Linked DNA regions of Mus musculus: region 2 is linked to region 1. Evidence: chromatin loops called from intact Hi-C (ENCODE). Cell type or tissue: gastrocnemius. All regions are shown on one strand.

Evidence for each region. Peaks named below come from ENCODE experiments on the same cell type or tissue, not always from the same donor. Only the 100,000 strongest peaks of a DNase experiment are listed, where the experiment ranks them.
Region 2: a loop joins it to region 1, with 2.5 times the contacts of the local background. A loop is called at or near these places in 2 of 42 quality-filtered maps.

What each region holds. Positions count from the first base shown.
Region 1 is chr13:44,407,471-44,412,470 of GRCm38, reverse strand. No RefSeq gene overlaps it. Among named protein-coding and RNA genes, the nearest start is that of Gm33958, 9.8 kb to the right of the region's middle. In gastrocnemius, no CTCF peak of the experiment used is centred here; a DNase peak (open chromatin) is centred at 2,942; H3K4me3 peaks cover 566 bases; H3K27ac peaks cover 3,298 bases.
Region 2 is chr13:44,537,581-44,542,580 of GRCm38, reverse strand. All of the region lies in intron 3 of Gm34276 (a long non-coding RNA gene), which reads left to right. Among named protein-coding and RNA genes, the nearest start is that of Gm34276, 29 kb to the left of the region's middle. In gastrocnemius, no CTCF peak of the experiment used is centred here; DNase peaks (open chromatin) are centred at 1,069 and 1,990; H3K27ac peaks cover 1,144 bases.

The sequences.
Region 1 (5,000 bases):
AGTAGAGAAATGATTATATAACCTAAACTATTAATCAGAATGGAGAATCTCTGAGATGATTCCCATTAGCAACCAAACTTCATGTTCTCTTGAGCCCTATAAAAGGAAGCCCCAAACAATATCTGGGCTGCCTGAGTACTTTCACTTTTGTGGCCTGCTGTCAATGACAGAATATCCCCCCTTAATCTGTACTATGATCTTGCTATCTCTGCAAATTAGTGAGAGCCATTACTTTCAGGGACCTCAGGCCTCAGGCAGGATGTGTGTGTGTGTGTGTGTGTATGTGCACTTGTACTAGCAAACTGAAATGTTTCATGATATTTAAGGTGGATGAGAAGTGAGAAGAGGTCTAGCATTGGATGTGGTTGGAGATTTTCGCAGACAAGTCATAGTGAATAAATGGCTCGGGGACATGGAAGGGTGTGACCCACACTGCCTGGGGTAAGGAAGGAATGGTATCTGGGAATTGTAATGACAGATGGGGAGGTGACTTGGCCAGAGGTTGACTGAGAACTAAAGAACAGCTCAGAGAAGTCCCAAGCAGCTCTCATTACCCAAGGCCTGGGCCAAGATGAGGACCAGGGGACATTTTAAGGGAGGAAAGGCAGACCTGTAGAAAGGGGTGGGAATCAAGGCTCTGAGAAGGAAAAGGCATGGAAGCAAAGTGCCTCAAGGTTCTCATGGACCTACACAGCATCAGGGGCTGGAAAGCCACCTGTACTTCTGGGACCCATCAGCAACAGGACTGTTCTGTAACTGTTGGGTTGTGGGGGGGTGGGGGGGGAGGAGGAGACATGAACAAACAGGTAATCACTCCAGATAGGGTACTGGCAACAGCCCAAAGAACAGATTCTACTCACGTCCCGCTTTGAAGTTTACTGGAGTTTCTTAAAGGCGACATGATTAGCTGTACCACCAAAAAGCTCACTCTAGCCTGGATGCTCTCTATAGCATTAAGGAAAAGTGCAACTCTGGGATTCTCTGTACAACTTGCAGGCAGTTCCCTCGAAGAGCCTCCTCTCTGTAATGATTGTCATGCTGTGTCAGTAACCTTATAGGGAAGGGCCTTAGGAGTCTTTTACCTTTCTGAACTTTCAGAGTCTCCTGAGCTTCCCTCCTCTCCAAGAGGCTATGTTTCGAGCTGGAGAAACTAACTGCACAAGAAGACAGATGGGATCTTAGCAGAGGGAGAAGCTAGGTTGTAGAAGATAGGAGGCTAGAGGGGAGCTTTGAAATTCAGGTGTAGGGAAGGGTAGATGGGGTGAATGGGGCCCAGGGACTCCAGTGCGCATGAATGTCATCACCAGGCTTTCTACCTCATAGGAATAAGAAGATAATAGAGGTGCTCACAGGCGTGACTGACACTCCAGGTGTGGCCATGGCCTTAAGGAGCCAACACAGCCTCCTGGCAGCACGATTCTGGGAGGGCAATGGCCAAGGGGGAGGTTCCAACTCACTTCTTTGCATTCTCAGCAACCATTTTGTAAGAGTCTTCAAGCAACTGCTTATTTCATAAGGGCAGACGTTGAAATGGGATTGGTTCCCTTTGGCCACTGGGCTCTAGGGTTCTATCACCCATTCTGTTCTGAGTGCTACTGAGATTCCAAGTGACTCTATGGGTGGTACAGCCACTCCACAGCCTCTGAGCCCAAGGGATTGCACAGTATCTGCCACCTCCCTGCATTCTTTCTTAGTTCTATGGGAGCCTTTTACCCACAAGGTCTCATGGGCACTTAAAGGAATTGCTTTTTTTCATAATGTATCATGTCTTTCCCCCTCCCCTAACTAGCTCACAGCTTCTCTCTCCCTCCCTCCCTTCTCTCCTTCTTACTCTCTCTCTCAACAAAATTAAAACAAAGGGCGTGGCGGGGGGGGGGGCAAAAAGACAGAACAAAAGAAAGCAAGAAGCTCCCCCTGCCACCCCCAAACCAACAACATGGAGTCTGTTTTGTGTTGGCCAACTGCTTCCTGGGCATAGAGCCTGTCTGAGTGTGGTTGATAAACCCAGGGCCACTCCACTGTAGCAAGCAGATTTCCCCTCTCCCAGGAGTTCTCAGTTACAAAGAGCTTCTCAGTTAGAGGTGGGACCCTGTGTCCACTTCTGCTCTCAGGGCGGCCATTTTGTCTGATTTGAACACGTGCAGGTTTTGGGTCTTCTGCCACAGTCTCTGTGAGTTCCTATTGGTCCTGTTGCGTCTGGCAGACACTGTTTCTTTAGAGTCTTCCTCTACCTTTGGCTCTTAAAATCTTTCTGTTCCTCTTCCGCGTTGATCCCCGAGCGTGGAGGGAAAGGGTTTGATAGAGCATACCATGTAGGACTGGGTGCTCCAAAGTCTCTCATCCTCTGCGCCTTGTCCAGTGGTGGATCTCTCTGTTAAGTCCCATTTACCACGAGAAGACGTTTCTTTGGTGATGGCTGAGTGATTCACAAATGTACCTCAAGCGTGCGTATATACAACCAAGGTGACATTGGCTGCCGGCAAAAGCCAAGCCCTAGATACAGTAAATGGTTTTTAAAAGCAACAGAAAGGACAGTGAATGTGAACACCTACAGGCAGTGCACAAAGTGAGTATGGGTGTGACCACCTCTAGGGACCCTAGCTCAAGAGAAATTGAGCACCAGACCCTGGGGTTTGTCTGAGGGTGAGGGGGGAGAAGACAATAGAAGATGGGAGCTCCAGATTAGCACAGACTCCTATCTTCAACGCCTGCTCCTTCCCGAGCACAGCTGTCCTCTTGCTTCAGAGACTCCGGCAGAACACGCCTGCTCCTTAGGCCCTTGTTAAATACTCTGTCACATGGAGAAATTCTCCTGCAGGCAGGTGAGTCAGAGTTCACAGCTGCTAGATGGGAACTCTCTGTTCTGGTCTGGACAGGAAGCATATGCCAAACCTGAGCAAAGTCCTCTTGAAATCTCCCCTGGGAGCCGCCTGGCAGTGGCTCTCTAGCCCGGAGCTTGGCCCGGGAGGAGCAGGAGTCTGTCTTGTTTGCATTTCTACAGGCACAAACTGATTGCTAAATTGAGCGGTGGGCGCTGGACCCGGGGTTGTTAATTTCCAAAGAGAGCTGAGAACTCTGGTGAGGTTTTGAAGGGCTCTTTGGAGCAAAGTACACCTGTGTGTCCATGGGGACTTAATCCCTGAGGTTTGGGGTTAGCCAAAAGCTGAGGTTGATGGGATTTCACATTCCTGAGAGGCAGTAACTCCGAAGTTTATATATAGTTTCCCAACCACACGGTTCCAGGAATCCAGTGGGTGCCTGGTTAGAAACCTGAGCTGTTAGACTTGGGACTTTTTTTTTTTAAATCTTAACCACTGTGCTAGATCCTTTGATAATTCCAGATGAGTGAACTCCACCAGGGACAACCTTGAATGCTCTCAGGAAGGGCCTGTTTGGCTTTGTGTGTGTGTGTGTGTGTGTGTGTGTGTGTGCGCGCGCGTGCAATATCCTAGGAATCCACAGGTTGAGATAAATAGGACCATGAATGATAAGACACACAAGGTTAGTCATTAGTGTTACCCAAGCCTCAACCTTCTATCTGCTTGGTGACCTTGAGTTAATCCTTTCACTCACTGGGAATGTGAGTTGATATCAGCACAGAGGCTGCCAGAGGTCACTTCGGGGAAGAAAGCTCTGAACTACTCCTAAGGAAAAGGAAGATAAAGGATGCACTGGGAGAACTTCTGGGATGGCATAATCGGTCCATTAGTCTCATCGGGAGCGCAGAGACCACCCAGGAGCTCCAGTCTCAGAGCGTACAGTCTTACATGAGAATTCCAGACTTCAGAACCCACAAGCTCTCCTACCTAAGCGCTGTCAATGGACTTTCAACTTGAATTATCTTGGTGTGGGCTGTGGGAGATAAAGCTATGTTAGGTCTGGACCAGTTCTAAGCTGGAGAGGGGGCTTGAAAGTAGTTCTGTCCACTGAATTACCTCATATTCAGGCTGCATTTGAATGGAACATTTGCATATCTACACTGCTTTCCCCTAGTGCAAGATCTCTCCAGACTTTCAAAAGGTACTGACTTCCCCAGCCAACTAGAACCCTTTCTTTGTCCTTGGCTAGAAAAGGCCAGTTATTAAGAAACCCAAATGGTTTCTCATTTTTTGTTTTGATGTGTTCTGTTTAATAACAGTTGGGTCTGACCTATTATATTCTTTTTGTGTCCATTGCCTCTTTCTCATATTTTTGTTTATTTATTTATTTATCTTTGAGGCAACCTTAGGTATCAACTGCTGTTGATCATACTCAATATGGATGCAGAAAGGTAGAATGCTGCATAACGTCCATGGTGGTCTGCAGCGGAACAAGAAAGGCTGCTTTGAGAGCAGGTTTCTAGGTGTTTCTGTCTCCCCTGCTCTCTAGGAAAATTCTTTGTTTGGTCTTTGCTCCAGTCAGAATCACAAGCAAAAAATGGAGCCAGGCAGATCCTGTGTTATGTCTGATTCTGAGCAACGATGGTTATTTTTCAAAGGAAAATAATCCTGAGGCATGAACTGTGTCGTTTTCTGAAGTTCTGGCGCCACAGTCTATGTCATCTCCTTGCTTCCCTCAAACAATGCTAATTACCCCGTATCCTGAGCTCCTGTTGTCTGTTCACTGGTCAGCAATCACTCTGTCAGAGAGAGATTCCGCCACTTTCCTGACACCACTTTTAGGCATAAGAGGAGAGGGTATCTCCCATGTGTGTGCCCCTTCACAGATTCTGCAATGAAACAAGCTGTTTTAATGATTTGACTGCAAAACTACTCATTTTGCCTCAATCCCTTGCCTGACACTGCTCTGGCAAGAATTATATAAGGACCTCCCTGCCAGTTTGGCGATTGAGGTTAGTGTTCCTTAATTTGGGAGCTTGAATTTGGAAGGCAAAAAAAAAAAAAAAAAAACCTATTGTAACCCTTAACTGAAAGTTAGCATTTCCTTCAGCCAAGGGTGTGGTAACAAACCACAGTTGTGCTAACATGGCAGTTATTGCAAGGATCTTAAAATACCATTTT
Region 2 (5,000 bases), 130 kb before region 1:
TCTTCTCCTAATCATTAGTGAGGCTAACTATCTTTCCGTGTGTTATTGGCCAGAGGACTTTCATGGAATAGGAAGGGTTAAAAGTATGAGAACTCACCCTTTAACAAGCTTAAATAGTTGTTTCAGCTGGGCGGGCGTGGTGGCGCATGCCTTTAATCCCAGCACTCGGGAGGCAGAGGCAGGTGGATTTCTGAGTTCGAGGCCAGCCTGGTCTACAAAGTGAGTTCCAGGACAGCCAGGGCTATACAGAGAAACCCTGTCTTGAAAAACTAAAACAAACAACAACAACAAAAAAAACCCAAAAAACCAACAACAACAAAGAAGAACAAGAGGGCTGGTGAGATGGCTCAGTGGTTAAGAGCACTGACTACTCTACCGAAGGCCCCGAGTTCAAATCCCAGCAACCACATGGTAGCTCACAACCATCCGTAAAAAGATATGACTCCCTCTTCTGGTGTGTCTGAAGACAGCTACAGTGTACTTACATATAATAAATAAATAAATCTTTAAAAAGAAAAACCAAGAACAAAAACAAATAGTTGTTTCAATGTCTTCTTACGTTCTTACTATTTCTCTGGTGTGGGGCCATATTTCACTGTGTTTATTTTGCCTAGACAAAAAATTTTAAAGGCTTTTGGCTAAACCATGGTAAAGTTTAATCCTTTCCTGAAACAGATAGTTCAAGACCTGGGGGCTCTAGAAAGCTGGTGATTCCCCCCCCCTCCCCCCGTGTAGGAAAAGATTTTTTTGTCTTTATTCATTGGGACTTGTTAGGATAGGAGAACTGAGCTCTGAGAAATAAAACCTCTATGCACGGCCCATGGACCTAAAGGACAGCCATCTGGCACGCCCAGCTCTAGTTCTCGGGGTTGTAGTGATCTTTGGTGGTGCCTTGGCTTTTCGTAACATCTCAAATGTGACAGTCTACCATTAACTGCCACCAAGGGGAATTAAGGGAACGGCTTGTGGCCAGCCTGGGGTGAAACTCAGGGTACAGCAGCTGCCTGCAGAGTCGGGTTTCAGAGCACAACCAGGGTTGGGCAGTGGCATGGGGCCAGGTGGCAGTTGAGGTGGCAAGTGATCAGCGGGACAGATTGGTACAGCATGTGGGCATTCCCTGGGGATTCCCAAAGCGATCTGTAGTAGGGAGCTGGCCAGGTCTAACTTTCTTGCTGTCAAGCACAATGAGGCTTGTTGGTCTGATTTGGGTATCGCAGGGAATAGTCTCAGGCTGATGAAGTCATTCTCCTTTGCCCCTCCCTTCCATCTGCCAGTTCTAGGTGGGTACCCTAGTGGTGCTCATGCATGTGCCCTGTATATGGGCATGGCTGTTCTTAATGGATGCCATCCACCCTGTTTAGTAAGATGGGCTTACTGATTTGGCTGGCTAGCCAGGACGCCTGTCTCTACCTCCCTAGGACTGAGGTTATAAATTCATTCCCTCATTCCTGGTTGTTCGATGTGAATTCTGAGCATCAAACTCAGGTCCTCAGGCATGAGGGACAAACACTGTACTGACTAGGTCATCTCCCCAGGCTGTCAAAATGGGGTCTTAGGGGTACAAGCCCTTGCACAAAGCCTGAAAGTGTGAGTTTATCACCAGAATACAAGGTAGAAGAAGGAGAGAACCAACTCCTGAAAGTTGTCCTCTGTCCTCTGCACTGGTGTCTGCCTGCCTCTGTCTTTCTGTCACTCTGTCTTTCCCACACATTAATAATAAATAAAATAGCGAGAAATAGAGATTACAGGGAGGTCCAGACACAAACGTGAAAAGCGTCCCTAAGCAGGGGTTTTCTGTTAAGAGTTTTGAATAGGAAATGTTGCTTTGATAAAGGTTGGCAGCATTTGAAAGTGCATCTTGGTGTAAGTCCTGGTCATTTGACCTACAATCAGAAGGGTTGCATCAGACTAGCTGTTTTCATATTTTCCCCCTCTAAGTTCTGGGGTGCTGAGACACCCCCCAGGGACCGTGAAAGCAGAAGCTCTGTCTGACCCTCATCAGAGAACTTCCCTCCTGACTTCTAGGCTGTGGGACGATGTCACAGCTGAGGAAGGCTGGGGGACCCAAGGCTGTCAAGGCTCTGCAAATCAACTTCTCTGCTTTTATGAGCATTGCGGTGATTGTGGCAATGATATTATTACTTTGCACTTACTACGACTCTGTGAATTGATTTATAAGATGATACTCCCACCCAGAAAACAAAAGTCTGGCTTGCCTGGGCCTAATGATCCCCTCTTCCTTAGCTTCTAAGTACTGAGATTACAGATCTATACTGTCACATCTGGCTAAGATGACACTTAAAGAAGAGTAATACAACTATATGTATGTATGTATATATATATATATATATATATATATATACACACACACATATATATGTGTATATGTGTGTCTTTAAATTCTAGCTCCACAAAGTAGAGAAACATGCAGTGTTTGTGTTTCTAAATCTAGCTTATTTTGCTTAACATAATGGCTTCTCGTTCTTCCCATTCTCTTGTATGCGCTGCAATTTCATTTTTTTCTTATACACCAGTCACGGTGGCAGATGTTTTTAATCCCAGCATACAAAACATTGTTGTTTATAGTTGCATGAAATTCAAGGAACCACACTTTCTTACTTTAAAAAAGATTTTATTTATGTATTTTATGTATACGGGTGTTTTGTCCACATGTATGTCTGCACACCAGAAGAAGGTATTGGATCCCATGGGCTACAGTTAGAGATGTTTGAGAGCCACCAGGTGGGTGCTTGGAATTGAACCCAGGACTTCTGAAGAGCAGCCAGGGCTTTTAACCACTGACCCATCTCGCTAGACCCTGAACCACATTTTCTTTATCCCTCCTCTGTTGATGGACACCTAGGTTGGTTGATTCTAATACCTGGCTTCTGTAGACAGAACAGCTATGAACATAGATGTGCAAATATGTTGACTTAGCATCTTTTGGATGTATGTCTGAACATCCAGACATACGATAGTTCTGTTTTTAGTTTTCTTTAAACCTTCCATGCTGATTTCCACAGTGGCTGTACTAGTTAAATTGCCAGTAGTAGTGAGTCCTCTTTCTCAACAATGTCTTCTTGGTAACAGCCATAGTCCAGTTGTGCGATCTACATTATGTAATATAGATAGTTATTGCATGTTATGCTATACAGATACTAATATAGAATGTAATCATTTAAACATGGCTGCATATTTCTCAGTGTTTGGGAATTGGGAATCAGTGTCCTACTGAGTGCAGAGAGTTTATTGTTGGAGGAAAAATTTGTTATGGTTGAATCTGGAATGTCCTTCACAGGCTCAGGTTTTGAACGCCTGTTCCCCAACTGGGCATTTTTAGGACTTTAGACGAAGACCCAAAGAGCAAGTGATTTCTCATTTAAAATTAAAAAGGAATACAGGAAAGAAATATCCTTTTGTCAGTGTCCTTTCTTGTTAGTGTTTTAGTCACCTCTGTGTCACCGTGACTAAAATACCCAACAGGGGGAAAACCATTTAGGAAAGAGAGAGTCACTGGAGCTGATGACTTTAGGGGGGTTTTGGTTCATCATAGGAGGAAGGTATAACAACAGCAAAGTGTCGGGGAGGAGACTTACAACACAGCAAACTAGGAAGCAGGGAGGAAGGCGGGAGCCAGGGGCCAGGTAGAGCTTTCAAAGACCTGCCTCCACCTCCACCAGTGAGAACCCACCTTAGAAGTTTCCCAACCTCCGTTTTGATTGTCTTTGGATATTATTTGATCAGGTGGCATTTCTGCTTGATCAGAAATTACATATGTTAATAAATTTTAGAATTAAAAGGCAAGCCAACTCTAGTAGAGCCAAGAGGCATTCTTTGGAGTATGGGCTTTTTGCTTTTAACTGGTTGGCTAGTTATCTTGATGTGTTTGATAGATGGAGCTAAGAAGAGACCATGAGATGGTGTGGCACTGGTGGGAGAGAGGGATAAGCGCTCCTGAGCCTCGGGTCCATCCTCCACTAAAATGTAACAACAGAGACCTGGTAAAGTCCAAAGTGATGAGACATGGCTAAGATGACAAACCCCCAAATGAGGTTTCCCTAATGAGGTGGGGCGACGCCTGGAAAACAGCTGATGCCTGCCTAGTCAGAGGAGGGGCTTTCCGCCAAAGGCTCACCAAGGAAGAGGAAAGGGGAAATGAGAAGGGGAAATGACATGAAAAGTCTAAATCAAGGGACCAACCTAAGTAATTGTTGACAGATCAGGAGCCGAAAAGGAAGTTGAGTCAAATAGTATTACTTTGAAATATCGATGGCCTTGAATTTCTATTCCTCCTGCTTCTTCCTCTTGGGTGAACATCTATGCACTGCCATGCCTGCTTCATACAGTGCTGGGTCTTGTGCCCACCAGAGAAACACTCTCCAGCTGGGCTACGTCCCAGCCTCCAATCTTCTCTTCTAACAAGGGCGCTCAGATTACTTGATTTTTACTCTAAGTGCCTTCTTAAAGACCCGATTGCCAAATGCAGTCACTTTCCGAGGTTCTAGGACTTATGGCTTCAAAATTCAAATGGGGACAGGGCAGGGAATCCATATAATTCAGCTCCTATCATGACTGAATAATGAATGTAATTACCCACTTTTGTAGAACCTCTATACATTAAATATAGAGCCCTCTCCGCCTTTGCACAGAGTTTTCCATGTATGACATTAGCATCCCCTTGCATCTTGCAGCTTCAGCACCAAGGTTGCACCTGCATGCCCTGCTCAGACATGCACATTCTGGCTTCCCACTCCAGATCTACTAGATTAGCTAGCTATCCTAGACTCTAGGTGAGCCTCAGGCCTGCCTCATTGGAGAACCTGGCGTTGGCAGTTTGGGTACAGGACAGCTGAGGCACAGAGCTGGTTTCAGTTGTGAATTCTGGTCATGCTGTTCCAGAGTCCTTTTCTAAAGGATGGCTCTCTTGAGGCATTAGGTTATGATTGATGGCTGGGGGCTGTCATACAGCAGCAATTAAATCAGTGCTCATCTGTCTTGTA